Regions from separate parts of the Mus musculus genome. Here regions 1, 3, 4 and 5 are each linked to region 2. The links are chromatin loops, found by intact Hi-C in ENCODE. Cell type or tissue: left cerebral cortex. All regions are shown on one strand. Links, peaks and the distances in the headings refer to the core of each region. The heading gives the core; the rest is flanking DNA.

What was found. A loop is a pair of places that touch in the nucleus more often than their neighbours do. Peaks named below come from ENCODE experiments on the same cell type or tissue, not always from the same donor. Only the 100,000 strongest peaks of a DNase experiment are listed, where the experiment ranks them.
Region 1: a loop joins it to region 2, with 5 times the contacts of the local background. A loop is called at or near these places in 4 of 42 quality-filtered maps.
Region 3: a loop joins it to region 2, with 2.1 times the contacts of the local background. A loop is called at or near these places in 2 of 42 quality-filtered maps.
Region 4: it touches region 2 in a loop (5-fold over the local background); 7 of 42 quality-filtered maps call a loop at or near these places.
Region 5: it touches region 2 in a loop (2.3-fold over the local background); 7 of 42 quality-filtered maps call a loop at or near these places.

What each region holds. Positions count from the first base shown.
Region 1 is chr2:164,468,120-164,474,281 of GRCm38, forward strand. Trp53tg5 (transformation related protein 53 target 5) reads right to left here and starts at 5,605. Exons shown (of 5, transcript NM_001271575.1): 1 at 5,484-5,605; 2 at 5,130-5,204; 3 at 4,809-4,939; 4 at 2,893-3,380; 5 at 2,185-2,299. The coding sequence starts at 5,531. The coding sequence ends at 2,918. It also overlaps a transcript of Sys1 not described here and a transcript of Dbndd2 not described here. In left cerebral cortex, for the core only: a CTCF peak has its summit at 2,323 (motif pointing right); DNase peaks (open chromatin) are centred at 2,336 and 4,044.
Region 2 is chr2:164,560,686-164,566,847 of GRCm38, forward strand. Wfdc2 (WAP four-disulfide core domain 2) reads left to right here and starts at 2,031. Exons shown (of 5, transcript NM_026323.2): 1 at 2,031-2,119; 2 at 2,623-2,766; 3 at 3,372-3,527; 4 at 5,107-5,253. The coding sequence starts at 2,041. The coding sequence ends at 5,252. In left cerebral cortex, for the core only: a CTCF peak has its summit at 3,298 (motif pointing left); a DNase peak (open chromatin) is centred at 3,265; H3K4me3 peaks cover 557 bases.
Region 3 is chr2:164,457,898-164,464,059 of GRCm38, forward strand. Sys1 (SYS1 Golgi-localized integral membrane protein homolog (S. cerevisiae)) reads left to right here and starts at 3,074. Exons shown (of 4, transcript NM_025575.3): 1 at 3,074-3,223; 2 at 3,396-3,632; 3 at 5,404-5,471. The coding sequence starts at 3,471. In left cerebral cortex, for the core only: CTCF peaks have their summits at 2,900 (motif pointing right), 3,589 and 3,791; DNase peaks (open chromatin) are centred at 3,020, 3,325 and 3,921; H3K4me3 peaks cover 1,510 bases; H3K27ac peaks cover 1,055 bases.
Region 4 is chr2:164,414,504-164,420,665 of GRCm38, forward strand. Rbpjl (recombination signal binding protein for immunoglobulin kappa J region-like) reads left to right here. Exons shown (of 12, transcript NM_009036.1): 12 at 1-945. The coding sequence ends at 140. Among named protein-coding and RNA genes, the nearest start is that of Matn4, 13 kb to the left of the region's middle. In left cerebral cortex, for the core only: a CTCF peak has its summit at 2,871 (motif pointing right); a DNase peak (open chromatin) is centred at 2,854.
Region 5 is chr2:164,421,280-164,427,441 of GRCm38, forward strand. Sdc4 (syndecan 4) reads right to left here. Exons shown (of 5, transcript NM_011521.2): 5 at 2,968-4,958. The coding sequence ends at 4,807. Among named protein-coding and RNA genes, the nearest start is that of Sdc4, 19 kb to the right of the region's middle. In left cerebral cortex, for the core only: a CTCF peak has its summit at 2,735 (motif pointing left); DNase peaks (open chromatin) are centred at 2,461, 4,318 and 4,865.

The DNA of each region.
Region 1 (6,162 bases), core at 351-5,350, 93 kb before region 2:
AGAGACTCTTTTTACCAGTCTGCCTCACCCTGCCCATGAATATTCTCACTTAATCCACGGAGAGAGGGACCACAAAGAAGGTGTTAACAATTCAGCTCCACACCACACAACTCACGCTCCAAGCTTGATCCAGATACGTTAGGAAACCGACAGCTAGTACCTTATTGGCAGCCAATTAGCAGCTCACAAGGGAGAAGCAGGACCAAGCCTGGGATGTTAGGGAACGGAACTGTGAAGGAAACTTGGGGGAAATCTAAAATCCTTCAGCACCCCACAAACTGACCTTCCACATAAGCTTCATTTACTTCAGAACCTCCAGGTGGGTGTTAGTGGTACCCCCTCTCTTTTTGAGACAAGGTCTCACTGTGTAGACTTGGCAAGTGCTATCTATATAAACCAGGGTAGCCTTGGACTCATGGGGATCCCTCTAGCTCTGTTTCCCCAACGCTGGGATTAAAGGCCCCACCTCTCCCAGCTAGTGTCCCTTAAAAAAACAAACAAAAACAATTGAAATAGTGAGATGTGGAGGTGCACACATTCAGTCCCGGCACCCGGGAGGCAGAGGTAGGCAGATCTGGAATGGGGGAGAGGGGGCAGCCTGTTCTACAGAGTAAGTTCAGTGCCATTTCTGGGATACTCTTTTCTCAAATAGTGGATCTTACCAAACCCAGAAGTTGTTCAGACTTAAGTAGTTAAATGCAGGAAAGGAGGCAGTGGAATGTAAGCAGATGGCAGTCACAAATGTCCAGGGCTTGGGGACATGGCCACGTTGGAAGAAGTTCTGTTGGAGGCAGAAGTTGTGCCTTTCACCAGGCCCTTCCTCCCCTTGGTGGTGGTGTACCTCAGCCTCTGCACATAGGCCTCAGCCTAACTCCTCTCCAGGGCACAGACTGCAGCATGTCAACCTTGGCCAGGCCTTCTCCACTGGAGCCTGGTACACCCGAGTCCCTCTCTGAACTGGGTGCCATGAAGACAGAGCTTGTGCCCTGAGCACCTACTGAGGGATGCTGGTCTGAGGTCACAGGTTAATAAGCAGGAGGTTGGGAAGAGATTGAACAGGTTATTTACCAAGGTTGATGGGACCCAAAATGGAGACCACTGAGCAGGAAAACAGCTGGAGAGGAGCAACTGGGGAGGAGGGTCCTGGGAAGCGGTAGGGGTGGTGATACACAGGTGGGCCACAGAGTGCTCAGATGCCCTTGGGCTCCACCTCTAAGAAACAGCAGTATAGTGGGACACTCCCGATGCCATGTGTGGCTCTGGCCGGTCCATGTTCTCAGGCTGCCTCTCCAATACAGATGGCAGTGCCAGGCCCAGTAGGGAGCAGCAGTGTGGGAGCAAGTGAGGCCGATCTCCATCCTTCTCCCTCCCAGAGGGCTCTGTGGGAGGACCTGCCCTTTGGTGCCTCACCTGAGGGCAGGCACACTCATGGAAGCCAGCTCCAGGGAGGAGACCTGGGATCCTTTGACTCTCCCGAGCTGTGTGTACAAGGCCTATGGTTCCTGCTGACAACTGGTGACAGAGATGAGATCAAGTTAGCCAGAGCCAGGGCTCAAGGGCGAACCTGTGTTAGACCTCAGCTGTAGGACACTTGCCTATCCCACCTGTCCTGGTTTTCCCATGATCTTTGACCAAGGTTAGAGTGGTTGGCCAGGATCCATAAACTGTGACCAAGGAGGCCCAGTTATTGACACCACAAGCACTGACAATCTATGGGGAGCTGGATTCTGGGAAGACTGTGGGCCAAGTCCGTGTGACTTTCTCCCCTTAGGAAAGTAGAATGGAGAAAAGCCAGGAGAATGAGGGTAACTTTGCTCTGGTGACTCCTCTCTGAGCAAGCCTGGGTGAGTCACCTGCTGTAGAGGCATACAAGTCTCTGCTGCTCCTTGGATCTCAGGACCATTATGAGGTACCTGTACCCAGGAGACAAGTGGGCTCTGACTTCATAGAGGAAGTGTGCACTGCTCAAAGGGACCACCTTGTGGGGAGTTGGGGGAGGCTGAAGGACACAGCTTGGTAGATTTTCTGTTCTGGTTTTACAAAATGACCTTAGGAGCCAAGGGATGGAGGAGGATAGCCGACTCATGACACATACACACCCACCCTCCTCCCCTGCACCTCCCCAGGAAACCTTTGCTCCATGTTTATGTGATGTCAGCCTCAGATAGGCAGAGCCAGTAGTGCCATAGGGGAGATTTTATTTGTAGACTTGCGACTGTCTTGCCTATCCCTTCCACTAAGCTGATAGCACGATCTCTACTTCTTACAATTCAAGTTCCCGTCTAGGGTTACACACCACCTGAAAGCAGAGCATCCTGTTAGTTATGAGAACCGCCCCTAGAGGGAGCTGTTATTCGGTGAGCAAGCACAGGGCCTGGGCGCTTTGGTTTTTGTGGCAAGTTGGAGCTCTTTGGTTTTCCCAAAGGGAAACACATTAACGTGGACTTCATGACACAGTCGGCCTCTTCCATTCGTGGGAACCTCAACCAACGAAGGGGAGAGTTTCTTGTCTTTGCTTTAAGAACTTTCTCTGTAGCATAAGTCTTATTTAAAATGTGAGTAAATCAGAGTTGATTTGGTCTAAAGGGAAGTGACGCAGTTAAGCCCAGTGTGGCTCCTCCTCCCGAGGTTTAAACATCAATTGAGCTTCAGAGACAGAGTGGTTTCCACTCTCCTGAGGCCTCCTCATTTGAGATGGTGCATATCAGGTCTCAATGCCATCGCACCTTGCCTGGAGCTCAGAGTCAGACCAAGATGTATCCTCAGCCCAGCTTAGCCTGCTGTGTGGCCTGCTTCCCCTCTCTGGAAATGGAGTCTCCCAGTACTGCCAACCACAGTCACCAAGACCCACAGCCCCGAGCATGAGCCTGGCTGAGGTGGTGTCACACTTACCTAGTGTGGATGGTACGTAGGCAGCTCAGAGTGATGCACAGCAGAAACGGGTGCAGGAGCGCTTGAGGCACCGGTAGGTAGACGATCTACACATGATCCGGCGCCCTGGGATGTGTATGCGTGTGGGAAGCCCCTCAAACCAGACCAACTGGTCAGTTATATCCAGTGCCTTCATCTTCCCCATGGTAGTGCTGTGATGGTAGGTCTTTAAGAAGACAACTCGGGGCTTCTTAACGTAGGTCTTCCTCTTCTGGGCCCTGGCTTGCAAGCCACCACTCTTTATTACCTTGGAGATTTTAAATGTTTCCTGCTTTTTTCTCCATGTCACGGCTGCAGGTGACCCCTTAGATCCTTGCTTGGGCTTCCACTTTTTGGATGTTTTTTGCTTGGGTTCCTTTACGGACTCTGCCTTCTTAGAATTTGGTCTCATTTCAAGGACCCTAATCTCTTGGAATTTTATATTATTTTGTTTCACTTTGTCCTTGTCCCTGGCAGGGAGAAGAAAGACCATCAGCAGATTAAGGCTAAAAGGGTCCTTCTAACCCAGCCCTGAGGTGGTTGCTATGTAGAGTTCTAGCTCTACCAGGCTCCCTGAACCAGACTGAAAAGAAATGTCTCTGGAGCCTGGGTGTGGTGTAAGAGTAGTATGGGCAGAATGGATGTGAGACCTCGGGAAGTCAGATAGCAGGACCAGTATTTGAGGAGCCTAAGGATAGTATGTTGTTGGCACCTGCCAGTATACTAGGCTTCTGTCTCAACTGAGAGGGAAGACTGTCCAGTGTTCCTTTCAAATTATATTCTGAGAAATCATGGCATTCCAAGGAGCCTTCTCCAGTACCCTCACCTGCCCTGGGTAGAAGGCAGGATGAAGGTAAGATGCCCCTCACATTGAGGGTTAGTTAGGGACAACTGTTTCTAAGAGATGTTTCTGTGCTTTCAGAACCATGGTGTTCTGTGACCCTGAGCCACGTGGTTCTGGGCTTCCCAGTCACCTGTATCTGGGAGGCCACATTAAAGAAAGAGCCTCAGGAAGGAATTAACAGTCTCTCTCTCTCTCTCTCTCTCTCTCTCTCTCTCTCTCTCTCTCTCTCTCTCTCTTTCTCTCTCTCTCTCACTCTCTCACCAGAAAGGAGATTTCCTCAGGAGTACTGCACCAGCTGGGCAAAACCCCACGCTAGCTCATCCTAGCTGATGAGAGTGATGCCAGTGGATGGCGGCTCTCAGGATCTGCCAAGTAGGAAGCAGTGGAGCCGCAGCAGACTGCAGCAGTCTTTGGAGACAGACATGCTAGACTCTGATCATCCAGATGAGGTGAGACATGTAACCTCCCAGAGCCCTGGGTCTCCATCATAAAAATGGGGCACACGTAGGATTGTTGTGAAGAAGGAACTAAGTAGGGGTGCCAAGCAGAGAGCAGACACTTACACACATGTTCTTCAAATTCTAGAGTGACCTACGAATGATCAGGGTCTGAGCAAGATGCATGGGTCATCAGATTCAGAGGGCAGTCTGTGAGTGAGTCTCTGGGCGAGGCTGCCAGGGAGAGGAGGCTGCCAGGGAGAGGAGGCAGAGAAAGCTCCCTAGCACATGCACACTCAGTACCCCAGTGATCAGTGGGCCCTTCACTGTCACTAGGTGACTGTGATCGCTGTTACAGCCACAGCTTTGCTATGAGGTGGGAATGACTTGAGACAGGTACTCTACCAATTATCAATTCAACTGGCCAAGCTAAATCACTTCACTTCCTGGGCTTCAGGCCCTATCAGTAAAATAGCTTGAGTGAATACCTGTTGCACAGAGCCCTTCTATAAAGAGGGCCACTGTTTCCAATCCTTTACTACAATTTCTGTTCCTGGAAAAGATAGCCATTGGGTCCATTTTATGAGTGTATAAAGAGGGGGTGTGGGCAAGCTTACCTAGAAGAGATTTGCAGGATCTTTGGAACTCTGAGCATTGAATTCCAGCACCTTCTGGCCAGCTTATGGAGTTCTTGGATCCGGCTATTTGAGCTCTTGAATAGCTTCAAGAGGGACAAGTTTTTTAATACCTGCCAGGGTCAAGAAACCGGAAAGAGGTCTCCAGATCTCCCAGGGGAGCCCTTCATCCCCTGTGTGTTGCTTGGCTCATCCCAGGGATGAGTCTGCTGGCTCCCATGGCACACCCGGTCTAGCACTTGGGGGTGGCACTTCAGGTAGGGGTTGGCTTCCCTAAGCAGGGGCTAAAATAGAACATCTCACCATTTTAAGTCGATTCCGCTCAATCACTTTGCTCACATGCTGGGTTATCTTGTCCTGCAGTTTCTCATCTTGCATCTGAGGGGTAGGAAGAAAGAGAGAGAGCTAGTATAGGGGAATCCCCTTGAGTTCCTGTATTGTGCCTTTCCTGTTTGAGTACGGTCTGAGCAGTCCTAGACTGGAGTCTTGGCATGTTGGGTTTGGAACAGAACTGAGAGAGTTTTAGCTCTACCGGCCTCTATTTCACCTTCCCCTTTCCCCTTCCCACATGACTGGAGAGACTGTCTTTGCTGTGGCTGGATTCTCTGGTTAGACCCCTTTTATGGGGCCTGCCGGGGCTCCAGGACAAGGTCTGACCTTAGAAGGCACTTTATCCCTCGGCCTCTTCTTTGTAGATGGACTCATGCTGGGGCTGTAGGAGCAAGACTGGACCAGTGCTGCCTGCACCCTGCTCCTCGCACTGCAGCGCTCGGCTGAGTAACATAGGATGGTGCTGGAGCTGCCAGGCAGGGGAGCTGTGACATCACTGAAATGTGCGACAGCATCAGGACTGTGTCTCCAGGGGTAAAGGGTGAAGGGGCAAAAGGCCACACCCATCTGTGGAGAAGCTCAGTATGAGGCAGGTGGTGAATATGATCATGACCTCCCTATAAGATAAGAAGATGGACCCCTCTTTTTAAATGAAGCTAAGATTTTTAAAGGTTATGTAGTTTATAAGTTCACATGACTGGTTGCTGGTAGAGCTGAGAACATGATGTAGGCCCGACAAGTCAATCCATGAAAAGGGGAGTTCCCAAACTGCCCATCTCCAGCCAGGCCACATATGTTGACTGGCACCTGTGACCTTTTTTTCTCTGTATAATTCCTAGAATAAAATGAGCTTATATTCAGTTGAAATCAGGCACAGTTTGGGTGGTATGGCTGTAGACTGGCTCACACTGTAGTGGAGACAAGTATCCCTCAAATAGTATATGTGTGTATTATAAATTTTACTGATAGAAATCTAAAAATAATCTTATAATGCTCTTATTATAAA
Region 2 (6,162 bases), core at 578-5,577:
GAAAAATAAAATGGTTTTTTTTTGGGGGGGAGTGGGGTTCAAGATAAAATGTATTAAATAAAAATCTGCAGTGTTTGCCTACAACACATGTATGTTCTGGTGCGCTTTCAATCTTGCGAAACACCCTCCACCATAAAGGACTGGGCACTGTATTGTTTAAGGAACATCAAGAAGAATGAGAGCCAGCATGTGCTTGGTCCAGGTGCAGTTTTATCCCCAAATATTTTCCACCAGAGGTCGGTTGAATCCAAGGACATGGGGCTCAGGAACATAGAAGGTAGGCTACACTCATCAGGCTCCTTTGTAACAGTGGGCATTTATTATTTGTTGGGGACTCGTGGCTCTGTATGTGGTAGTCACACGCCAGGCCCTAGGGTTCCTATGTCAACAACTACGGAATTCACGGTTGTTCCTGGCGGGAGCATGACTTTAATCGTCATTCTTTCCCTCTCCCTGTAGCCCTGAGCATTGAACCTAGGGCCTCACACACACCAGGCAAATGCCATGTCCACTGAGACACATCCCCCACCCCTCGACCATCATTTTTACAGATGACAAAAATGGCTCTTCAAAAAGGAGAGGAGTTTCACCCAAGGTCCTTCAAATGGGAAGTGGAGGAGGTGGAACCTGGTCCCTGTCACTCCAGGACCAGCACCGGACAGCCCCCTTTTGATTACGGTAACCGGATATGGTGGTTGACATCATGTGAGGCCAGGAGCACACGATAGTAGACTCCACAAGGAGTCTACTATCAAGCAACAAAGGAAGGTTAGAAAGGGTGAGGAATTTATTATGGAAGCCTATACAAATCCAAACAGGGAGGTTCTTAGAGAAAAGTCTATTCCTGCACATGCCCAGTGTGGTGGTTTGAATATGCTTGTCCCAGGGAGTGGTACTATTTGGAGGGGTAGCCTTGTTGGAGGAAGTGTATCACTGTGGGGGTGGCCTTTCTCCCTAGCTTTCTGGAAGTTAGTCTTCTCTTAGCAGCCTTCAGATGAAGATGTAGAACTCTCAGTTCCTCCTGCACCATGCCTACCTGGATGCTGCCATGCTCCCACCCTGATGATAATGGATTGAACCTCTGAACCTGTAAGCCAGCCCCAATTAAATGTTGTCCTTATGAGAGTTGCCTTAGTCATGGTGTCTGTTCACAGCAGTAAAATGCTAAGACACCCGGTTTGCGCTGCTAAGTTTTACCTGATAATAAAGGGAAGGATATCCTGAAGTGCCAGCGTTGCATAGTCACCACCATAACACTCTCTCTGTTATGTGTCATTTGGTAGGCATCTGGAGGAAACAGAGCCTGGAGGAAGAAATGGAGATCCAAAAACTTTAGCCTGGAACTTCGGTTGGGGACAAGCCTCTGAAGTGGTCCAGCCTGTGCATCACTCTCTAGTCATAGTAGTGAAACACTCTATCCTGCCCCAATGGACTGGGGTAAGAAAAGGCAAAAGAAATGCCCGAGAGAGCTGGAAATTGCACGGGTGTTGCTCCTTCCTGGATGTGTTCCTTGTCAGCTGGCTTCCTTTGTTAATAAGTCTTATTTCTGTAGCCTCCACTACACCAGCCTCTACTAATCCTTGAACAGGGCTCTGCATGCTGTGGTTCATCTGGCCCCAATCTCAGCCATTTAATCCCCAGCATCTTTTGCCTCCTTTTGGCTCCATCACTGCAGCCTTGCCGTTTTCTCCTTAATCTTGGACTCCTGGGGAGTCAACAGACTCTTTAAAACTGATCCCAGGGAGCTTTCAGCTCTCACTGCCCTGCCTTGCCCTCAGGCCTTAGAAAGGTAGGAAGAGAGGGAGGGGTGGACAAGTGTCCGGCTGCAGCCGGCTTGGAAGCTGTCTCGGTTCCTGGTTCCCACCAGAGCCAAGAATGACACCTGATCCAGGGGGATTGTGAAATGGCGTGAGGTGGCAGGGCGCCCGCGCTGCCCGCTGTGCTTCCTACCCGCCTCCTGTACCCCTCACTCGGCCCCGCCCCCCTCCCCGCGCGAGTGCTTAAATCCCCCCCATCCTGGCTGCAGGTCACACCTGCACCATGCCTGCCTGTCGCCTCTGCTTGCTGGCCGCTGGCCTCCTACTAGGGTTGCTACTGTTCACCCCCATCTCAGCCACAGGTGAGTGCAGCCCAGAGTGCCGGAGTCTCAGAAGCCGGGGTTCTGGGACTAAGGTGAGAGGCCAGTGAATATTTAATTTTTGCAACTCTGGGGCCTACAGCTAGTTATCCTTGAAGCTTAGGGTCCGGGGAATGTACTGGGAAGGGGGGAGGGGGAATCAATGAAGGCTTAAAGTTGGAAGGGCGGGGGCTCTCTCAGCTCTGAAAGCAGAGACCTGATGAAGAGGAGCGGGAAACTCCCGGGATGGCGGAAGCTTCCAAGCAGAGGCTCAAGTCCCAGAGGACTGGGGACTTTGAAGCCAAGCATTGGGGAGTTCTCTAGTGTCAGAGACCCCTGGCTCGGGGGTGAGGCTCTCTGGGATGATATTATGGGGGCCCCTGGGCCAAAGAATCCGAAATCCTTGGGGTTGAAATTTGGGGATCTCGGAGCAGGGAGAGGATATGCGGGTGGGACTGGGCTCGGTTCTCCCTGACAAGTCTCTGCTCCCACCCACCCATCCCAAGGCACCGATGCAGAGAAACCCGGCGAGTGCCCCCAGCTTGAACCAATTACGGACTGTGTGTTGGAGTGCACTTTGGACAAGGACTGTGCGGACAACCGCAAGTGCTGCCAGGCGGGCTGCAGCTCTGTCTGCTCCAAGCCTAATGGTAGCCCCGGGGTGACCTGGCGGGGACAGGGCGGGGTTGTGAGAGGTGGGAGCGGCCCGGGTTTGGGTTTGGCGAAGAAGGGCATCCCAGATCCAGGGAGCCCGAAAAGCGGTGGAAACCCGATCCACACGTGCCTCCCTTGTCTGGCCTGGGGTAAATGCGAGGGACAAAGGCGTCACAGAGGCGCGGCCCAGGGGAAGGAGCCCCCCTCCCCCCCATTCCTGGCTGGATTCGATTCTCTGGTGCATGAAGGGCTTCCGGGCACGCACAGCGAGACTTTGTTCCGGGACCTGAGAGCAGTGGCTTCCTAGGCTGGAGTTGGAGGGCAAACCCTGGGTGGCGTCAGTGCCGGGACCCGAGCCTTAGGGACCTGTTGCCCCTTGGGGTTCTTCCCGCAGGGCCCTCAACGGTCTGGCCTAGCAAGACTCAAGATTTGTACCTGAGGGAGGGAGAAATCTTTTGCCACATCCTAAGGTTGTGGAAGTGAGCCGCCAAAATAAATGTTCTCGCACAAAGTTACACCGCCATCCTGTGGCTGGCAGAGGTTCCGTTTCTTTCTTTGACACTGGATTTTCCTCTTGTATCTTTATTTCCACAACCTTTAGGACCGAGCGAAGGAGAGCTCTCAGGGACAGATACTAAACTCTCAGAGACTGGGACTACTACTCAATCAGCGGGCCTTGACCACACTACTAAACCACCGGGAGGTCAAGTCTCCACGAAGCCACCAGCTGTGACCAGGGAAGGCTTAGGTGTCCGAGGTGTGGAATCTAAGCATCTTATTTCCAAGAGGGAAAAGCTGAGGCTAGGAGGTGGGGTGGGGGAACAGAAACCAAAGTTTGTAATTTCTGGTCTTTTGGGGGGGCTACAGCCCCTGCCCCTCTTTTGCCTTTATTATTTTTCTCAAAGATGCCAGGAATGACTGGAAGCAATTTATACTTAGGAGTCCTAAGGTGCTATGAACAGGAAGGTGGAAGGGGGAAATGAGACTTGCCCACGGAGGGCAGATTTTGGCTGTGGATGTGCTATGGACGGACCTGGACAAAGAGGGACCAGGAAAGATGGAGTTGAGCCAACTGGCACATCCAGCTGTCAGGTGGATAAAGATATTGCTTCCTTGTGTCAGATGGACAGGGCAGATGGTCTCCTGAGCCCGGGAGGAGCCTGGAGGCTTGAATCATAGCCATTTCCTAAGTGCGTGAGCCTGAATAATCTGCTCTTTGAAACTCTGCCTGCTCATCTGCAAAGTGGGCACGTTAATACCCACCTGTAGGTGTGGGGGCTAAATGCAATGGTACTCAAGATGCGAAGGTTCTCAAAAGAGTGCGAATTCTGCACAAGATAGCTTGCTTCCTTCTGTACTACATTCTCTCCTGGTTATTCTCATTCTGTCTCAGGGTAGCCACCAAGAGCACCTGTACTAGCAAGGCCAGGATGCTGTCCACCTCTCCTTTACCTGCCTACACACTTCACTGTATGCATCTTTCCTTTCGCTGGGCCTGCCTCCCACCTGGTACTTCTATGGAATGGAACATGGTGTGGGGTTGGTGTGTGTGGAGTGTGGTGGTGGTTTTTGCATATGCATGGGTGACCATGTACGTATGGAGGGCCGTGGCTCTGAGTGAGTGTACCTGGCGGTGGACTTATAGGAGTCATTGTGGGGAATGTGTGTCACCTCTCTCATGGGCACTGCACTTTATAGCTTATAAAGTAGCACAGAGCCTGGTGGCAAATGCATACACCCTGGAGCCAGATCTGTGGTTCAAATCCTGCCTCTGTCCTCCATGGCCTTAGGCAAAACACTTAACCCTTTACTGCTTCCGTTTCCAGCCACAATGGAAGGAAGGATTAGCAGAACCATTAGCTGTTTTAAGATTCTTGGGTGAACTGGATGAACTCGGGCCTCATCGGTGTCTGGCTCACCACAGGAGCTGGTTAGGTGGGGGCACTTATGAATACTCAGACCAAGGAGTTTGATCTTTCTGGGTGGGCTGTGGGGGGGGGGGACAATTGCTTTTGTGACAACCCCACAGTGTGCTGACAGAGATTCCATGCGACATCTAAAGACTGCTGCTCTGGGAGATTTGTACTCTAAGCCACCAGGATAGAAAATGGCTGAGGTGGGACTCAAACTGAGGTTCTGTGATTTCAAAGTTATCTTGGAGCAGGAATAGAGGTTTGTAGATAGTCTCTCCCTGGGACCCCTGAGAGCAGCTCAGGGTCCCATGATGAACTCAGATAGGCAGCTCTGCTGTTGGTGAACCAGGGTGGTGCTCAGCCGGGCTTTGCTGGTTGTCTCCCTGGATCCCTCAGTTTCTCCTTACTCCCTTGTTTACCTAGAAAAGCAGGGCACCTGCCCCAGCGTGGACATACCCAAGCTCGGCCTCTGTGAGGACCAGTGTCAGGTGGACAGCCAGTGTTCTGGCAACATGAAATGCTGCCGCAATGGATGTGGGAAGATGGCCTGCACCACACCCAAATTCTGAGGTAGGTGGGAACAGGAGAGAAGGTTCAGAAACGCCTAGGTATGGGGCCCTTACAGTAAGTTGAAAAGGAAGAGGCTGATAACAGACCTGTCCACCCATTTCATTAATTTAACTACTATTTATCTACACTATGCGGATAATGTGCAAGCCGACGAAGCAGACTAGAGAGGCTGGCTGCTAGGTTTTCTTGTCTAGTGGTGAGGAGAGAAAGAAGCAAGCTGTTTCTATAGCGTGTCACAGGAAGGTGCATGCTGTGTGACAGGAGAACAGGAGCGAAGTGTACCCGGGGCAGGGGGACGAAAGGGGCATCACTGTAACTTGTACGTGGGACAGTGGGTGAAGCCTCACCAAGAAGGCGTGAAACAAAAGAAGGAATGTGAGCACACTCAGGCAGAGGAGGCAGCGATCGAGATGAAGTCAAGAGCATTGCTGGGGCATTTAAGGAAGAACAGGAAGGCTGGCTGGATAGATGTGTAAAAGGAAATCAAAGGTATATGGGGCCTGGGACAGTTATCTTAGAGCCTTAAAGGTCATTGTCTCGAGGCACACCCAGAGAGGTGAGTCCTTAGAAAGACACTCGTCCCAATGTTTCCAAAGGACTCTCCTAGAGTATGCTACCATGTAGCTAGACTGTAGAGGACAGGAGAAGATTCCCAGACTCACCAGAGAACGGACAGATGAGAGGGTCCTCAGGATGGAGGCAGGGAAGAGCAGTGGCCAGTTCACCATTTCATGATGAACAATGGGGGTTTGCTGATAAGTATCAGAACTTCCTTTTTGTTTAACAGGACTTGAGTAAGTTACGATGTGGTAGTGGGTAGCTGTGTCCTAGGGGAGGGGACAATGGCTGGTGGAGTTGAGGAGATGGTATCCCTTTGCAAGGTTAGTGAGAGTCAGAAGGGTCGATCTG
Region 3 (6,162 bases), core at 413-5,412, 100 kb before region 2:
CAGCCTCGGTTTCTTCACATTCAGCTGTCTTGGGCTATGAGATTTCCATCACTCATGTGTGTCCCTGACAGTCTCACAGACACTGAGTTCTGCAAGTCTGTGAACTGGAGGAGTCTGAACACTTATGCTGAACTGAACTGAGGTGCCTCAAAGATGATGGAGCAGAGGAGTGGCTCAGCAATCCTCAGACTAGAGTCCAGGTGAATTATTTACAGTTTCCGACTGTAAGAGAAATCACGTGCCCTGGCTAGAGCCTTGTTTCTTTACTTTTGTCGAGAGTCCTAGCAATTCTAAGTGGTCACGTGACCATCGCTGCTCTTTGAAAAGTCTGATTAGCAGCTATGTGGGGCCTTCGGGAAAGTTCTTAGACAGTGTCGATTAGATGTTGGAGAATGTTCATTCACTCCAACTCCTCATTTCAGAAATAGGGAAGGGCTGGTGAGATGGCTCAGTGGGTAAGAGCACCCGACTGCTCTTCCAAAGGTCTGAAGTTCAAATCCCAGCAACCATATGGTGGCTCACAACCATCTCACAACCATCCGTAAGGAGATCTGACTCCCTCTTCTGGAGTGTCTGAAGACAGCTACAGTGTACTTACATATAATAAATAAATAAATCTTTAAAAAAAGAAAAAGAAAAAGGGAAGCTGAGGTTTAAAGAGGGGCGCTGCTTTGTAGTCACACTGCTAGCAAGCAGCAGAGTCAGCGCGAAAGCCCACAGTCTTCCTCAGAAGTGTTCACTTCCCTTCCCGTGCTCTTCTGTGGAAGTGGGGAGCTTGGGTCTCTGGGAACAGAAATCAATTCAGTCATGGATTTGCCTTTGCCCTTTTCTGTTCTTGATTCATTCAGCAAATATTTGCCAACTGTCCACTACTCACTCTCAGAGAAGGCGGAGATCGAAAATGAATGTGGAGGCAGGCAAGGTCATGGCGTGATTTCAGAAGCTGTGCTTTCTTCTCATTGGATGAGCCACCTCAACACCCACTCTCCTGCCATCAAATGTAGCCGTGTCTGAGCACAGGGCAATGTCTCATGTGTCCAAACCTGCCTAGCCTCCAATGGACACAAACCCACCATTGCAATCCCTGGAAACATTGAATTATAATGTCTCCTTTGCTGCAGTATGGCACACACTTTTAATTTCAGCACTTGGGAGGCAGAGGCAGGTGGATCTCTTGTGAGTTCCAGGCCATTCTGGTCTACAAAGCAAGTTCTAGGAAAGCCAGCAGTGTGATTACACAAAGAAAGAAACCCTGTCTCGAGAAAACAAGAACCAAAACCTGTTTTGCCATTAACTTTATTTAATTAACTAATTTATTTATTTTAGGTTTTTGATTTTTTTTTTTTCAAGACAGGTTTTTCTCTGTGCAGCTTTGACTGTCCTGGAATTCATGCTGTAGTCCAGGCTGGCTGCAAACTTACAGGGATCCACCTGCCTCTGCCTCCTGAATGCTGGAATTAAAAGTGTGCACCACTACCATCTGGCTAACTTTATGTTTTTAAGAGTGTTTGTTAGCTGGGCAGTGGTGGCGCATGCCTTTAATCCCGGCACTTGGGAGGCAGGGGCAGGTGGATTTCTGAGTTTGCGGCCAGCCTGGTCTACAGAGTGAGTTCCAGGACAGCCAGGGCTACACAGAGAAACCCTGTCTCCAAAAACAAGAACAAAAACAAAAGACAGTATGTTGCCCCTCTTCTCTGACCTTTAGTTTAAACATGTGTATAATGGGAGCAGAGGCCAAAAGAAAAAAAAAAAAGAGCCTGAAAACTCTGTACTAAAGAAAGAAAACACTGAGAATCTAAAATGAAAATAGTCATTTTTTAAAATGTATTATTTCCTTGGGAGTCCTTGGGAATTCCATGTGGGTCTGGAATATAGCAAGTTTCAGACCATCCAGGGCTACATAGTGAGACTGTAAGACCCCTGAAGCTGGGCCTCTGCTCAAGTCCCAGGATGAGTTGGCCAGCACCCCAGTGACCCGAGAGAAAACCACACCTGATGCAAACTGCAAGAGGTTTTATTATTAGGTAGCTGAGGATGAAGTCCCTCTGCTGTGCAGGGGCTGGGAGTTGACCCTGAGCGGTGACAGTAGGGGGCTTTTAACAGCTAGCTGGGGAATTGGGAGGAGTTGGGAGGAGAGTTCTTCTCTTCCGGGTGTCCTTGGTGAAATTTACAAGGCAGGAGTGGGGAGTGAGTTCTTTCTGAATTTTTATCTCCATGTCCTCGGCACAGGAAGGCAGGCATCTCTGGTTGTAAAGTATAGAAACAAAAAGGCTTTTTGCTGGCTATAGAGAACAAAGAGCTTCTTTCTGGCTGTATTTTAGAGATCGGGGGAAACAAGCTTGGGGAACGTCCAGGGGCTTTACCTTCCAGGGAGAAACGCTCTAAGTCGGGGTCCCACGAGACTCTGTCTTTAAAAAAAAAAAAAAAGAAAAGTTCCCTTTTGTTAAATTTAAATTGTTGCCGGGTGTGGTGGCGCATGCCTTTAATCCCAGAACTTGGGAGGCAGAGGCAGGCGGATTTCTGAGTTCGAGGCCAGCCTGGTCTACAGAGTGAGTTCCAGGACAGCCAGATCTACACAGAGAAACCCTGTCTCGAAAAAAAACAAAAAAAAATTTTTTTATATTGTTATCATTGTATTTCTATGAGTGTGATAGTCAGATGATAGCTTACAGGAGGCAGTCAGTTCTTTTCTTCCAACATGTGAGTTCAAGATATAAAATGGTCGTCAGTCTTGGCAGCAAGCATCTAGCCCTCTAACCATCTCACCATTCCTCAGTGAATGCTATTTTATTTTATTTTTTATTTTTTATTTATTTTATTTATTTTATTTTTAAAGTCTAGACCTTCCACCCCTTTCCCTCCTAGGAATGGACCTGCTGGATTTTAAAAATCTCCCTCTAGAGGGCGCGCAAGACCCACGGTTTTGTGCCTCATTTCCGTTTGCCTTCATCCTTCATCTTACGCATGTGCAGAGTTTATTTCCGGGCTGCTCGCAAGGGCCCCTTTGGATGGCGTGTAGGGTTCATCCACTGCGTCTGCGCAATGCCCCTCGGTTGCCGTCCCCGGAAGCTCTCCCTTCCCAGGAAGCCGTGGGCCGCAGCTATTCGGCCTCTCTAGGCCGGCGGGTCCTCCGCTCCATGGTCCTGTCTGTCAGCGCTGTGTCAGGAGGCCAGTGCCGAGGTCCGGTCGCGCTCCGACGCTTCGACCCTCGAGCCGGTCGCGGGTGAGTGAACCCGGGAGGAGCCCGGCGGTCGGAACGGGTGGGTCCGCCCGCCCCGCCTCTCCCACCCGGGAATGGGCTTGCTCCCGGGTCCCAGGCCCTCCTCCCTCCCTCCCGCGCCGTTACCAAGGCGACGGCCGGCCCGCCGGCTGCAGCTCCCTGTGTCTTCCCGCAGGTATCCCGGCGGCCGCGGGACGATGGCGTGGTGGCACTGACAGGCGCGGGCGGCTGCCGAGCCCCGCGGGCCGGCATGGCGGGCCAGTTCCGCAGCTACGTGTGGGACCCGTTGCTAATCCTGTCGCAGATCGTACTCATGCAGACCGTCTACTATGGCTCTCTGGGCCTGTGGCTGGCGCTGGTGGACGCGCTGGTGCGCAGCAGCCCGTCCCTGGACCAGATGTTCGACGCGGAGGTAAGCTTAGCGGAAAGGAGTGGGGTTTTGTGGTGGGGCACCGCCGAGCTCTAAATCCGGCTGGGCCAAGTTCTCATTTTGTGGACACTTTTTTTTTTTAAGAAGGGATTTCAGTGTGCGCTCCCCGCGCGACCCCGGTGCCCATCTGTAAAACGGAACGACGAGAACAGGGAAGGAGATAGAGTCTAGGAAGCAAAGTAGTGATCTACAAAGTTCACGCTCAGGAACTGCGCGTTCGAGATACAAACAAGCAAAATCTCATAGGGTTTTAAAGAACCTTACAGTGTTGTGTTGGCTGCCTATGCGCTTAGCCTCGTAGCCAGCTCCGCAGCTTGTGGCTAGAGGTTGAACACACATGGCAGATACTACAGTCAACAGACTTGTGTCCCGGGCAAACATGATGTCTCTTTCTTGAAACCCTCTAGAAAAATGACTTCCTTTCTCCCAGCTGAGCTTGTCAGGAGCCACAGTAAGAAGAGGGATAGACAAAAGGGCATCCGTAATGATGAAGTGGAAACTGTTAAGACTTGGTGTCAGATAGGTCCCTTTAAATTCCTCTCTGCCCTGTGACTTGGGCAAATGTTTCCTCTCCCGTCTGCAATATCACACTGTTGGTACGAGGTGGTGAACTGTTCAAAGAGCCTGCTGTGCTTAGGGTCCAATCTAGCTGAGAGAACTTGAAGAGTTGTTTTGCCTTTCCAATCCCTTTTATCCTCTGCAAAGTGAGCAGGATAATCCTGTCATGTTACCTATAGTAAAATGTTAAAAGGCCCAGAGGGGTTTAAGAATAAGAAAATGCTTCGTGCCGGGTGTGGTGGCACACGCCTTTAATCCCAGCACTCGGGAGGTAGAGGCAGGTGGATTTCTGAGTTTGAGGCCAGCCTTGTCTATACAAAAGTGAGTTCCAGGACAGCAAGGGTAACACAGAGAAACCCTGTCTCAAAAAAAAAAAAAAAAAAAAAACCAAAATGCTTTGTGAGGTATAGTGGAAGCCTAAGAGGTTGCTAAGAGGAGAGACAGTGATAGTTGATATGAACAAAGTTCTTGGTTCGGGAGACCTGGGATGGAGTCCTTGTGTTTGCTACTGTTGTTTGCATTGGCCTTTGGGTAACTAATTCTGTGGAAAGAGACACTAGGAGCTTTGTGAGATCATGGATGTCAAAGGCCTTTGCAAGCTGAAGTATGGCACAGGTATTTAGTATTTGGTAGTACTCTGTCAACAATAAGTATCTCAAACATAGCAGATGCTGAGTAGTGGCACCTTGTGGGTGACTCCATCCTTCTTGTAAGGGCCAATGGGAATCAGGCTTTGTTGCAGAGTGGCCTGATGTCCACAGCCTGAGTTCAGCCGACGGCTTTGGAAGGATGAGATACTAACGGGCTTTTGGTCATGGTTATTCAACTCTGCCCCTACAGTGTAAAAGCAATCCTAAACAATATGTCAGAAAATACTGTGAACTGTGTTTCTGTGAAGCAGAAGCCTGACCTGTGGAGCCACAGTTTGCTAAGGAGATTTCCTAGACTTGATTCTTGCTGTCTAGACAAGCTATTGCCTCAGGCAACTTCCCTAAACTCTTGCATCTTTTGTAAATGGAGAATAGTAGTCTCTCCCCATATACCATGAGGTTCAAATGAGATCCGAGTGGATGCGTGTGAAGAGAGCATGGTGTCTCCTGTCCTCTGAGAAGAGTGCTCGTGCCATCGGCTCTGTGCTGGGATCCTGGCTGTGCAAAGCCACCTCTAGCATGTCCCCTTTGTGATTCCCCTTCAGATCCTGGGCTTCTCCACCCCTCCAGGCCGGCTCTCAATGATGTCCTTCGTCCTCAACGCCCTCACCTGGTGAGTATCACCAGCTCTACTATCTGTCTTTCGGGGTCTAACTTCCTAAACTTAAGCATGAGGCAGGCTGGCACTTCTTCTTGGGAGTAGTAAGATGGGTCAAGAGTGTGTTTCTGTGGCCTGGCCCCGTCATGGTCTCCATTGTTGTTCTGAATTAAGTACAAAGCTCAGCTGTCACTGTATGTGCCTGATGGCGTTCTTTAATGTAGTGTGAGGTAGGGAAAGAATGACGCCAGGCACCGGGAGAATTGGCTTACACTCTTCTCCTGTGCCATCGCTTGAGTTACTTTCCTCTTCCTCTCCTGGCCCCAGGCTCCCTGTGTATACCAGGGGTTGGACTTGTTAGCATCCTAGGTCTCTTAGGACCATTGCTCATCTTTTAAGGATCAGTTTAGCATAGGGACCAAGATCTTAGACTTAAGAGCAGTCTCACTTGGCTTTGAACCTTACCCACTGGTATAGTGACTTTGGATAGTTTATCTGCAATTTGGTCATCAGTAAAGTGGGGCGAATCCAATCACTTAGCTCATAGCTGTAAAGTGCTGTTAATTCATAGGAAGTACTTCAAACAATATCTTGTCCTTTATATTCGGACTTTACGCTGATGGTGGGGAAGTATACAGATTTCTGGCTTTTCTTGATTAGTGGGGAAATGGATTGATTCCAGGCTGTAGTAAGATTTGCCTAGATG
Region 4 (6,162 bases), core at 590-5,589, 150 kb before region 2:
CTTTCACCTACACCCCGGAATACAGCGCGCTGCCACGGCTGCCCAACGCGCAAGAGCCTGCCCCCGACGCGGACACGCTCCTGGAGAGCATCCACCACGAGTTCACACGCACCAACTTCCATCTCTTCTGCCCCACCTAGGCAGTGCCACTGAGGCTGACTCCAGGCCCGCAGCTGTCCCTCAGGGAAAAAGAGCAGGAAGGAGAGAGATAGCTCACCTGACCTCAGGCCACTCACTGTCCTCAGACATACAGTAACTGTCTTCAATCATGAGTGACGTTCTAATGTCTTCACGGCGTGGCGTGCTTCCTGTTTTTGTTACCTTATAGATTTATTCTTCCGCTTTTGTCTCTTTCTGGCTCTTCCTGGGTCGGTGACCGGTTCTGAGGATCCAAGCCTATTGGGGATTTGCTCTCCAGACATCTGTGTCCCCACTTGAAAACAAGTTGCATGAAGTAAGACTAGAATGTCTAGGGCCCTGATCCCATGAGGTCCCTCTTAGAGCTAGGCGTCTATCTGCCTGTGGTGACACTCTCTATGGCACCCTCGCCTGGGTTTGGTCTCTGATCACTATCCCATGACATTAATGTCAGGCAGAGGCCTAGGACGGCTCTCTTCACTGTCCCAAGGCCACTTCTCCTTCAGGACCCAGAGGAAGAGCCTAAGGCTAAAGATCCTCCTGTATCCAGGTACAGGTGACTGGGAAACACTGTGCTGGGGACAGGGATGGCAAGGTGCAAGGCTGAGTGCTCCCCGGATTCCATCCAAACCAGAGTCTGATGGAGCTGGCACCTTTATGACTCTCTGCGGAGAAGAAATGGGGTTCTAAGGCAGCAGATACCCTAAGCCTAGAGGCTACCTTGGCAGCCAGCAACTAGCTATACCCCCATGCCAAGTATCTTAGTTAGTTAGGGTTTTACTGCTGTGAACAGACACCATGACCAAGGCAACTCTTATAACAACATTTAACTAGGGCTGGCTTACAAGTTCAGAGGTTCAGTCCATTATCATCAAGGTGTGAGCATGGCAGCATCCAGGCAGGCATGGTGCAGGTGGAGCTGAGAGTTCTACATCTTCATCTGAAGGCTGCTAGGAGAAGACTGGCTTCCAGGCAGCTAGGATGAGGGTCTTAAAGGCCACACCCACAGTGACACACCTACTCCAACAAAACCACACCTACTAGAACAAGGCCACACCTCCTCACAGTGCCACACCTCCTCACAGTGCCACTCCCTTGGCCAAATATATTCAAACCACCACACCAAACAAGAAAACACTGCAGAGTCAGAGACAAACATAGGGCCTCTTCAGAACATATCTTTCCCACGTCAAGGCAGACAGAAGTCATGAGACAACAGGACAATGAGACAACTCAGAAATCAGACAACTGAGAAATAAACCTCTGAATGTGGGACCCATGCTGGAGCTACACCCGGCTCTGGTCAGCCTTACCCTGCTTACTCTGTGCTTCTAAGGAAAAGGAAACTGGCAGGATCCTGGCTTGGGCTATGAAAACCAAAGACATAGGTAGAATGGATGTCAGTCTCTGGTCTTGCCTGGTAGGAAGTATTGATTTGAAATATGAGGTTGGTCTACAGCCATAACACCCTGACCATGACAGATTTCATCTGAAATGTGGGTTCAAAGCCCTAACGATCTGGAACTTTCCTTAGCCCAGGAGGAAGAGTTCATTTCCTGTAACCCCCCTCCGACCCCCATCCGGCCCCCAAATGTAGAAAGTCCCCTATGAAACCAGAAATAAATTCATTCATAAGACTTCATAGAGTGGCAGGGCAGGGGTGGCGCACACCTTTGATCCCAGTGTTCAAGAGGCCAGTCTCTGAGTTTGAGGCCAGCCTAATCTACAGAGTGAGTTCCAGGACAGCCAGAGCTACACAGAGAAACCCTGCCTCAAACAAACAAAGACTTCATAGAGTCTCCAATGATTTTTCTTTTTCTGGATTGGTGTTGTTTTCTTCACTGATTTCTGTCGTCTGCTATTGACAAGCTGGAATTGACCACAAAAGGCCTAGAAGAAGCTTGTTTCTGTGGCCCTAGACTATGAATCTTGGCTGAACAATGCAGGGCACATTTCTGATGAGCTGTGTCCCCGACATGAAGTACCCGCCTCATGTAGTTTGTGTCATCATTCCATGGTGACATTGACACAAGAAGGAAGCAAAGGAAGGGACCATGCTGTGCCTCGAGGGGTGCATCCCGAGCCCAGGCCTGCATCCTGTGCTCTTTGTTACCTCTCAGGAGACCTTATAACCAATGGCCCCACCTAAGAGTCTGAGCCCAAAACTTTAACTTTGCCCTATTTTGAGTTCCAGCTGCAGGCCTGATCTGTGAAGGATTTCTTGACCAGGGTCTGAGTCCGCTGGCGTCAAATCCTTCTCTCTCCATCTTCTTCCTGCCATTGACTCTTCTATCTGCCTCTCTAACTTGCAATCCCATCCCCAAGGTTTGGGGACCCTATCTCTTCTTCCACAGCAAAATAGTTCCCCCTTGTACCACACGACTACTCTGCCTTCCAGAGCTAGGAGAATGTCACAGGATTTCCCAGTTTTCCAGTGTAAAGTGAAAATTCACCAGCCGCTTGTTTAAATCTCACCAGTAATTTCTATCAGAGACAGGAGATGGTGAACTCAGGCCAGATCTATTCTAAAGGCTTTACAGATCCCTGGCCACAGGTTTCTGCCTTCTATTCTGCCTCCTGTATGAGTTGCTACCACTAGGCCGTGAGGTTCATATGAAAGTAAGTTTACCATGTACTTTTTGTTTGTTTATCTCTCTGTTAACTCCTTGTTTAAGGAATTCCATTGCTTTGCCAGCTAATGATGGCTTGCAAGTGCAAAGGAAAGCCACCAGGTGGCACTGTTCCCCTCACAAACATAAAAGAGGTTGTTTTAAAAAAAAAAAAAAAGAAAGAAAGAAAGAAAAAAAAAAGCAATTGGAATCCTTCAAGATAATCTTTTCCGTGGCCTTGGGGTTCTTGGAGGTTTACTTGCTCAGTTCCACATAGCTCCAAGAAATTTACAAAATTCCTAAAGCCCTCCTGTGGGTTTGCTTACTTCACTGGACTCAGCAAGGTAGTTGTAAAAGTTAGCTATCTTTATAGTAGGTGTGGTGGCAAACATATTTCGTCCCAGCGCTCTGAAGGCAGAGGCAGGCAGATCTCTCTGAGTCCAAGGCCAGCCTGGTTCGTGTAATAAGTTCCAGGATAGTCAGAGTGACCTTGCCAAAAAGAAAAAGGAAAAGGAAATAGATTGAAATCTGTGTAGAGAGTCCTGGGCATCTGGACTTCTGTCATATGCTCCTGTATGACGCCAACAAAAAGTCAAAAGCTGGGAGTCACTACCCTAGGACACATTCTGGGTAAACTGAGGCTCCAAGCAAGGAGAGGTGAAGCTCATGGCAGGTTGATGACACAACCTGTCCTTGCTTTGAGTCCTGCACTCCTGACTGATACACAGTCTGGGCTCTGAGGTTCTCCACACTAGGCTACAGTGGGAACATGAGTTCTGCAGGAGGGACAGGATAAGGGGGGGGACAGGGTGAGGACAAAACCAAAGACGCCAGTCTGTTCCCATCTCTCGCCAGTTAGAAATCTTGCCACCAAGAAAGGCTGTGACCTTGGGTCCTCTGACATCTATTTCTGTTGAGGTTTTCTACAAAGAGAAATTAGTTAAAATAACATGGTACAATTTTAAGACATTTCTGTTCCTGGGAAAGGTACAGGTGGCTGGGAGCACAGAACATGAAGATGTCAAGAGAGAAAAAAAGGTGAAGTGAAATCAATCTCTCTCTCTCTCTCTCTCTCTCTCTCTCTCTCTCTCTCTCTCTCTCTGGCTCCCTCCTTCCCCTCTTCCTTCCCTCCCTCCCCCCCCAACCCTAGTCAAGTTTGGCTCTGTTCCAAACCCCAAGGGACAAAGTAAGGTTAATGGTGGTACAATAATACTCTGAATGGGTGAAGTGGCAAACACCTGTTGCAGCTGGCTGCTTGCTGGGGTGGTTGGGGGATGGGGGTGCAAGCAAAGTTCTGGGCAAGTCAAAGCCTTGCGCCATTGAGTTCTTCATGGATTAACCCCAGCTAAAGCGAATTCTGGCAGGGAGCTGGAGATGTAACTCACTTGGTAGAGTAATTGCCTAGCCTGCACACAGCCAGGTGCAGGTCCCCATCTGCATCAAACAGGCATGATGGCATGTGCCTGTGATCCCAGCACTCAAGAGGTAGAATTAAGGGTATTAGAAATTCAAGGTCGCCTGGCAGTGGCTGCACATGACTTTAGTCCCAGCATTTAGGAGGCAGAAGCAAGTGGATCTCTGAGCTCCAGGCTGGCCTGGGCTACAGAGCTAGTTCCAGGACAGCCAGGGCTACACAAAGAAATTCTGTATCAATAAACAGCAACAACAAAAACAAAACCCCACAAATAGACAAAAATATTCAAGGTCATCTTGAGTTAAAGGCCAGGCTGAGGAATCCTTGTCAAAATAAAGAGGTGAAGCCCCTCCCACCCTGAGGTGACGCCCCTCCCAACCGAGTTCATCCTTGAGCCCTTTCTCCCTGACTTTGGCTGGTAGTCCGACTGGGAGTTCTGCACACAGTTTTGCCCAGTTCGGAGAGACTGTATGTGTTTCATACGTACTCTTTCCACTCTCACCCACATTTTCAGCGGTGCCTTAAGATGCAGGAAAGCTGTCCTAATCGTAGCTGGATCCAGGGTCAGAGCCATGTGTGTCTGCTAGGTGAGTTCGGTGGCCTCGGGTTACTTAAGATTTACGCACCTTAGGTTCCGCTTCATAAAGAGGCATGAAGAATAAAATAATCAGTGTAGAAGACCTTTCCACACGACCTATGGGCTAGCTGCAGCCACTGCTCTTAGTTTTTGTTTGTTTATGGGTGGGGAGGTGGAGGCAGGATCTCACTACATAGCCCAGGCTGGCCAGGAACACTTAAGAGATTCCCCCCCCCCCGCCCCCCACCTCTGCCTTTCCAGTGCTAGGATCAAAGGCATGTACCACCATGGTTAGCCGACTCAAACACCTTCTAAAGTAGAGAATATTCTCCTATTAGCTAGGAAAAACAATAGCCCACAGGAGGTAAACGACCTCTCTGTGCTGGTGTCTGTTACACAACAAATCACCACAAAGTATCAGGTTACAACAACACATATACATTGTCTGCCGTTTCCAAGGAGTCCAAGTGCAGCCTAACTGGTCTGCTTAGGGTTTCCCAGGACTCATGCTCTAGGTTCAAATGACTGTTTGCAAATTTAATTTCTTGAAGCTACTGAACTCACAGCACCTTGCTTTGCTGAGGCCAACTGACTAAGTCAGATCCACAAGGATTCTTTCTTTCTTTCTTTCTTTCTTTCTTTCTTTCTTTCTTTCTTTCTTTCTTTCTTTCTTTTTCTCATGAATCAACTAATTGTGGCCATTAACACATCTGCTTAATCCTGTACCTGTGTTATGTAATGTAACCTATTATAAACCCAGCAGCACCCTACATAATATGTTAATCCTACCCACATCAAGAGAAGAGAGTGAGGGGCCTGGAGAGATGGATGGCTCAGGGGTTAGAGAGCACCAGCTGCTCTTTCAGAGGACACAGGTTCCTTTGCCAGTGCTTACCTCACATAGCTCAGTAACTCCAATTCTGCAATTCTGGGGAATATAATATCTCAGGCCTTCAGAGGTACTAATGCTCATGCATACTCATTCACAGTCACACACACACACACACACACACACACACACACACACTAAAATAGGGGGCTGGGGAGATAGATGGCTTAGCAGTCAAGAGCACTGGCTGCTATTCTAGAGCACCAAGGTTCAGTCCCCAGCACCCACCTGGCAGCTCACAAGTGTCTGTACCTCCAGTTCCTGGGATCTGACCCCCGAACGCACACATACATGTAGGTAAAACACCAATGCATGACATTAAAAAAAAAAATGTTTTAGGGCTGGAGAGATGGCTCAGTGGTTAAAAGCACTGACTGCTCGTCTAGAGATCCTGAGTTCAATTCCCAGCAACCACATGGTGGCTCACAACCATCTGTAATGGGATCTGATGCCGTCTTCTGGTGTGTCTGAATAAATCTTAAATTTTTTAAAAATTTTTTTAAAAAGATTTATTTATATATTATATGTAAGTACA
Region 5 (6,162 bases), core at 314-5,313, 140 kb before region 2:
AGTGCCAGTGACTTCCTTTGGTGATCAACAGCAATGTGGAAAGTGTAAGCTGAATAAACCCCAACTTGCCTCCCCAACTTGCTTCTTGGTCATGATGTTTGTGCAGGAATAGAAGCCCTGACTAAGACAAGGCCTTGGTCAGTGCTCCAAAGGTTTCTGGAGTTTGGCAGATCATGGGGTAAGAGTGGATCAATACAATAATCCTGTTCACTTCTCAGAAATGACATCAGTGTTCGCCTGCCAGACAACCCCAGTGTCGGATTGACAGGTGACAAAGTGTACAGTCACAACCTGTGGGATGGTTTCTATTTTGATTTGGATATGAAGTGCCCACCTCACCGAGGCTTGCTTGCCAAGAGTTCGGGGGAAATGACTGGATTAATGCCTTCGTTGATGGATCTATAATATAGCGTCCTTCGGAGGTGGTGCACGGGAGAGGTGCGGCCTAGTTTGAGAAAGGAGGTTACTACAGGTGTGCCCTAAAAATTAGTTACGCTTGTCCCCAATTCCTTGTCTCTCCCTGCTTACTGCATACCATGAGGTAACTTTGCCCCAACACGCCTTTGTGCCGTGTTTTTGTTTCATCCAGGGCCCAGAAACACAGAGTCAGATAAGGACAGATTGCCTCAAGTCAAAATATATCCCCATGCCTTTCTCTCAGATGTTTGGTCAGTCAGGAAATATGACTAGCAGAGCTTCCAGTCAGCCTTGCCTCTCCTAACATTCCTGCCTTTGTGCTGTTTTCTGTGGTAGTCAACAGGACAGACCTGTATTCCTGACTGACTGATGTTATGCAGGGGAAAGTGTGTGGCTTCCAAAGCTAAAACCTAAAAGGCCCTGTAGCTTCTACCTGGCTCTCTCGGATCACTGACTCTGGGAAGCCAGGTCACGTCACGAGGACACACATTTCTACGTTAATCCGTGAGGTGAGCAACTGAGACCTCCTGCCAGACAGCTAGAGCCAAGTTTCCAGACCTGTGAACGCACTCTCTCAGTTGGAAATAGAGCCTCCTGCCCAGTCAGCCCTCCAGATGTCTATAACGTAGCCCATAACTGGATGACGACTGTGTAATACTGCATGAGACACCTCTGCTGCTCCTGTGTTTGTGACACATGGGAACCATGAGAGATGTTTGTCATTGTAAGGCCCTAAATTTAAGGACAATGTTTCCATAGGAAGAGCTAACCAACATTTTTGACGCTAATATCTTACCCAAAGAAGTGCCACTTGGCACACAGTCAACCTCTGGCCTTCCCCACTGCAGACTATGGGAAAGGAAGGCAACAGCCGATGGCGTCTGAAGTCTAAATGCAGGTATCATTAAAGTCCTTACACGGTGGACATCCTGTGCCCACTCCATCCCGGAGCCATGAGCTACACGTAGCTGTTGAGCAACTCCATTTTTACATGTTAAAGAGCCATGGTGGCTGGTGGCTGCTGTGCAAACTGAGCAGGTCTAGCCCATTCAGAGTTCACGCTACAGGAAAAGCGGTGAACTACGAGAGCCAGAAACTCACCCAAGGGACTCGAGGAAACAGAACTTAGGGTCCCTAGAGAGATATGAGACCAGGTGCTGTGAAGGCCGACCACCCCCACAGTGAAGGGACTGTGAGCAATGGAAACCCTCTGATAGGCCCTCACTATGTGGATTCAAATCCTACCTCCGCCACTGGTGAACGATCGATTTGGACACGTTCTTTTAACCTTTCAGATGAAGTTTGTCCCATTTCTAACGACTGTTTCCTGCAGCTGTGCTAACAGGCCCAACCATGAAACACCAAGTTCCTGGCTGGTGTAGTTAAGTCCTCTGGCTGCTTCTTCCCATGGGGCCACATGGTGCCAAACCCAAGTCACCAAGGTCAACGGGCCACAAATCGAGGCTCCACTCTGCAAAGATAAGCTGAGGACAGGTGGGATCCTTGGCAACAGGCCCTTTACTGCTTATGAGACTCTCAAGTGTGACAACTATAGCACAGCCCACAGAGACCAGGCAGGTGACACGGAAATAGGCAGGAACTGTGTCACGAAAGAGCCAGTCTGGGGCCTTGTTTCCTCTCAGCCATGTCTGGTTATAGTACAGTCTTGACAGCTGGCAAAGTCGATTTGTCTTCCAGCTCTAAGGCTTTTATGAGAAGTACTACGATTTCTACACACAGGGACTCAACTGAGGGTTATTTTTTCCTATTTTGATTTATTAAGTAGCGTGTGTGTCCACGTGTGTCCAAGTGTGTGTGGCCCCCACGGTTCACTTGTGGCAGTCGGAGTGTGACGTCAGCAGCTGCTTCTCTCCCGTTGTGTCCAGGACTTACACTGGAGGCCTCAGGCTGGCGTGACAAGTGCTCTTAAGACTCTGAGCCATCCCAAAGGCCCGAGGGACTCTGTGGCCTGTGTTTGTTTTTAAACCTAGTGTTGCTTAATTAAAATGGGGAGAGACAGGATGTGCTGCCCAGAGCAACGGGCACATTTTCTGGCATCTCTCCTACCTCCAAAGCCCTACTGCTGTCTCGTGTCTGTGCCCGTGTCTGGCACCCCAAAAGGTCTCCCTCTGGCTTCATTGAGTTCAAGGGATACAGAATGAATGGCTTGTAAAAAAAACCCTTTAAAATGGGCTGGAGTGAAGCCTCAGTGGTTAAGAGCACTGGCTGCTCCTCATGGAGGACCTGCATTCAATTCCCAGCAACCACATGGTGGCTCATAACCATCAGTAATGGGGTCTGACGCCCTCTTCTGGCACGCAGGTGTACATGCAGGTAGAATACTCATACACATAAAATAAAAATAAAGCTTAAAAAGAAACCCAAAATCTTATAATGGCATCGGGTGTGATGGCACACCTCTTTAATCGAGGTAGAGGCAGGTCAGCCTCTTGAGTTCTAGGTTCACCTGATCTACAGAATGCTTTTCAGGACAGCCAGGGCTACACAGAGAAACCCTGTTTTGAGAAACCAAAAATAAAACTGACAGGCTGACAATCTAGAAAGTACCAGGTTTTATTATCTTTTTATCAAAAAAAAAAAAAAAAAAGATCAGTAACAGACAACAGTGTGAATGGTGCAGAAAAGGAGCAGGCACCAAGGCTAGAAGAGGACCCAGCCAGCTAGGACCCTGCACGGAGGTGGTGATGGGGGCCTCACAGGAACAGAGTATGGTTGAGAGTGGTGTGATCTCCCCACCACCCCAGGCCTTTTAAGCCACTAGCTCTCTCCTCTGTAAGAGGGAGAGTACCAGATGACAGGAGTCCCTGGGGCCTCATCACCTTTCTCCTGGTCCCCTTCCCTTGCCCAGGGAGACAAGCAAAGCTGAGCAATGACCTGCTAAACCAGCTTAACCCTCGGTGCCCGGGGGATGGTGACTGAGCATTTTGTGTGGCTAGTGCAACCGAGGAATGACTTCCAATCACGTAGTCTGAAGTGAACCGAGTTATACAGCCACACGAGGCCACTGTATTGGATTGTGCATCTAGAGCGCCTGGAGGAAGCAGGCCCAGGAGCCCCTCCTCCCCGGCAGAAGGCACAGTGAGGGTTCGAGTCAGGGACCCTAAACTACTCTAGCTCATTCGCAAGAAGGCACCGGGAACAGGGCAAGGTAAGAGGGCAGCAGCCTCTTCAGCCACACGAAAACTCACGCAACCATCCAGCCAACATGGGACCTGTAATATCATTCTATAGCCTAAAAAAATATATTTATCTATTCTTCTAGAACCAAGGAAGGATAATATATTACAAGAACACAAACAAAAATATCCCGCTATCCCCCTACATTATATTCTGGAAACTGCTAGAACCCTGTAGCTACTTCGTAAGATAAAGCAACTTCAGGAAGGGCCAAGGTCAAAAACAAGGACACGGAGCATTAAAAAAAAAAAAAAAAAAAAAACATGGGGGACAATAGAAAGATGAAAAGCAGCCCTGTCTGAAGCTATAAATAGTAAAAAACAAAAAAAAATCATAAAAATCATATCTCCAACTCTTCTCTCATTTTCAAAAAACAAACAAAACATAAAAAAACCACGAAACACAAACTTAGCTGTTGCAATGGAAATGTTCTAGATAGAACATCTGTGTATCCCCCACACTCAGCCCAGGCGCAGACGCTCCCATAAAGGAATGAACCATTTAAAAACTTAGTTTTATGAATCTCCTACAAACACACTTCAGTGTGAGCTTTCAGCACTTCACCCCGCCCTCCCTAGATTTTTTTTTTTTAAAAAAAGGTTGAATTTCAAAAGTCACTGGACTTAGAATGCCCCCAGGTACGCCACAGAGACTCTGCAGCGTGAGCAAGTTCTCATGGCAGACTCATCTCAAGGCGCAGAGGGTTCTGGCTCCTTGCCCCAGCTCCTGACAGATGGATAGGGTGTACAGCATGTGGAAGGGAGCCGGGATTCACACAGTAACCCCTTGCCTCTATAATCAAGGCAGTCATAGATGGGACATGTTTACTACAGGATCTAAACTGGTCCTATATTCTATTCTGGAAATTTGGAACAATGACAACAAAAGACCCAATTCTAGGCTTGCCTTCAGAAAGGGCAAGTTTAACCCCATTTTTCTGCCAGAGCAACTGAGACACAGACACACAGACACAGCCTCTCTCTCTCTCTCTCTCTCTCCCTCTCTCTCTCTCTCTCTCTCTCAGGCAGCACAGTAGAAGATCACATCTCTTCTGACACCAGAAAGGTGACTAGAGATGGAGATACTGACAAGTCAGCATTAAGGTGCCTGCTGCTCTCTGCCAACGCCCGCCACCCACAACCCTCCACTCCTCTCCCCAATAAGTCCAAGCAGCGCTCGCGGGAGGAAGCTTCATGCGTAGAACTCATTGGTGGGGGCTTTTTTGTAGATGGGTTTCTTGCCCAAGTCGTAACTGCCTTCGTCCTTCTTCTTCATGCGGTACACCAGCAGCAGGATCAGGAAAACGGCAAAGAGGATGCCTACCACGCCGCCCACGATCAGAGCTGCAGTAGGAGAGAGCAAGGGGTGAGCTGGCTCCAGGTCCATGTGCTCCTCAGCCCCGCCCACCGCCAGTCAATCTCACCATAACCACACCCCCTAGACCAAGCAAGAGGACACCTCATTAGCATCGACCTTCATGACTTCCGTCAGAGAGGAAAGACTAAGATCACAGCTAGAGTGGACCAACACCACTATTTCATCCCACATCTGCTGCCCTAGCCCAAAGGCTCAGGCTAATTCCATGCATCACGCAGTCTCTCTAGCAACAGCTTAGCATTAAGCCCTGACCAAGGAGAACAGCAGGCTGCAGCAACCCATGCAGACACTTTCTTCCTCACCATGGCATACACCGTCTTTCCCCGTGTGCATATGTCCCACCTAGACCCATGCATCCATCCACTGACAGGTATCATATTCTACAAACATGCAGAACACACTAATGTCTACACCGTCAGAGCGCAAACGATGGCCGATTATCATGGCAACTGCATTCCCATGTCTTCAACAGTGGTTCCTGCTGATTTTTTCCTTGAACCTCGCACCTCTCCCAGCTACTGTATCTGATGAGGCAAGCTTCTTCACCCCTCTCAAGACAACACAGAACAAAACACCTTCTCCTATCTTTCCCTTCAGACCAAAATCAATCTACTTCAACTGCCCAACGCAATGCCTATACTCAAGCCCCCCTGAGCTGTAAACCTCTGGCTTTCTCATGTTCCTCACCATCCTCACATGGGCCAGAGCACCAGAAAGTGTTTAGTAGGTGACCCTCACCGTCCAGCTCAATGAAGAGCTAGCTCCTAGCCGGGGCCAGGCAGTGGCACCTTCTCCACTTGGGCGAGCATCTGTCTATTCACCACACCAAGTGGCCTGAATGAGTCACTGCTGTTTGTTAAGGGCAAGGGACAGAATCCTTCCTGTGGCAGATTGAATCTCCTAATTCGGTTTTACCCAGGCTAAGCAGATTAATTTCTCTGCACACACTATACATCTACACAGAGAATGGAGCAGGAGAGGCAGAAGAACTAACAAGAGTTTTTCTACCAACAAACAAACAAACCCAAAACAAAAATGCTGCGGGTACCAGAAAAAAAAAAAAGTTAAGCTGCCTCCTGCCTGTCTCCAGCACCTTTCCCTCTCATTAACTCCACTCCTCCTTCAGGCCCTTGATCTGTACTGGGAGACCCTGCAGGGGCAAGAGCCAGT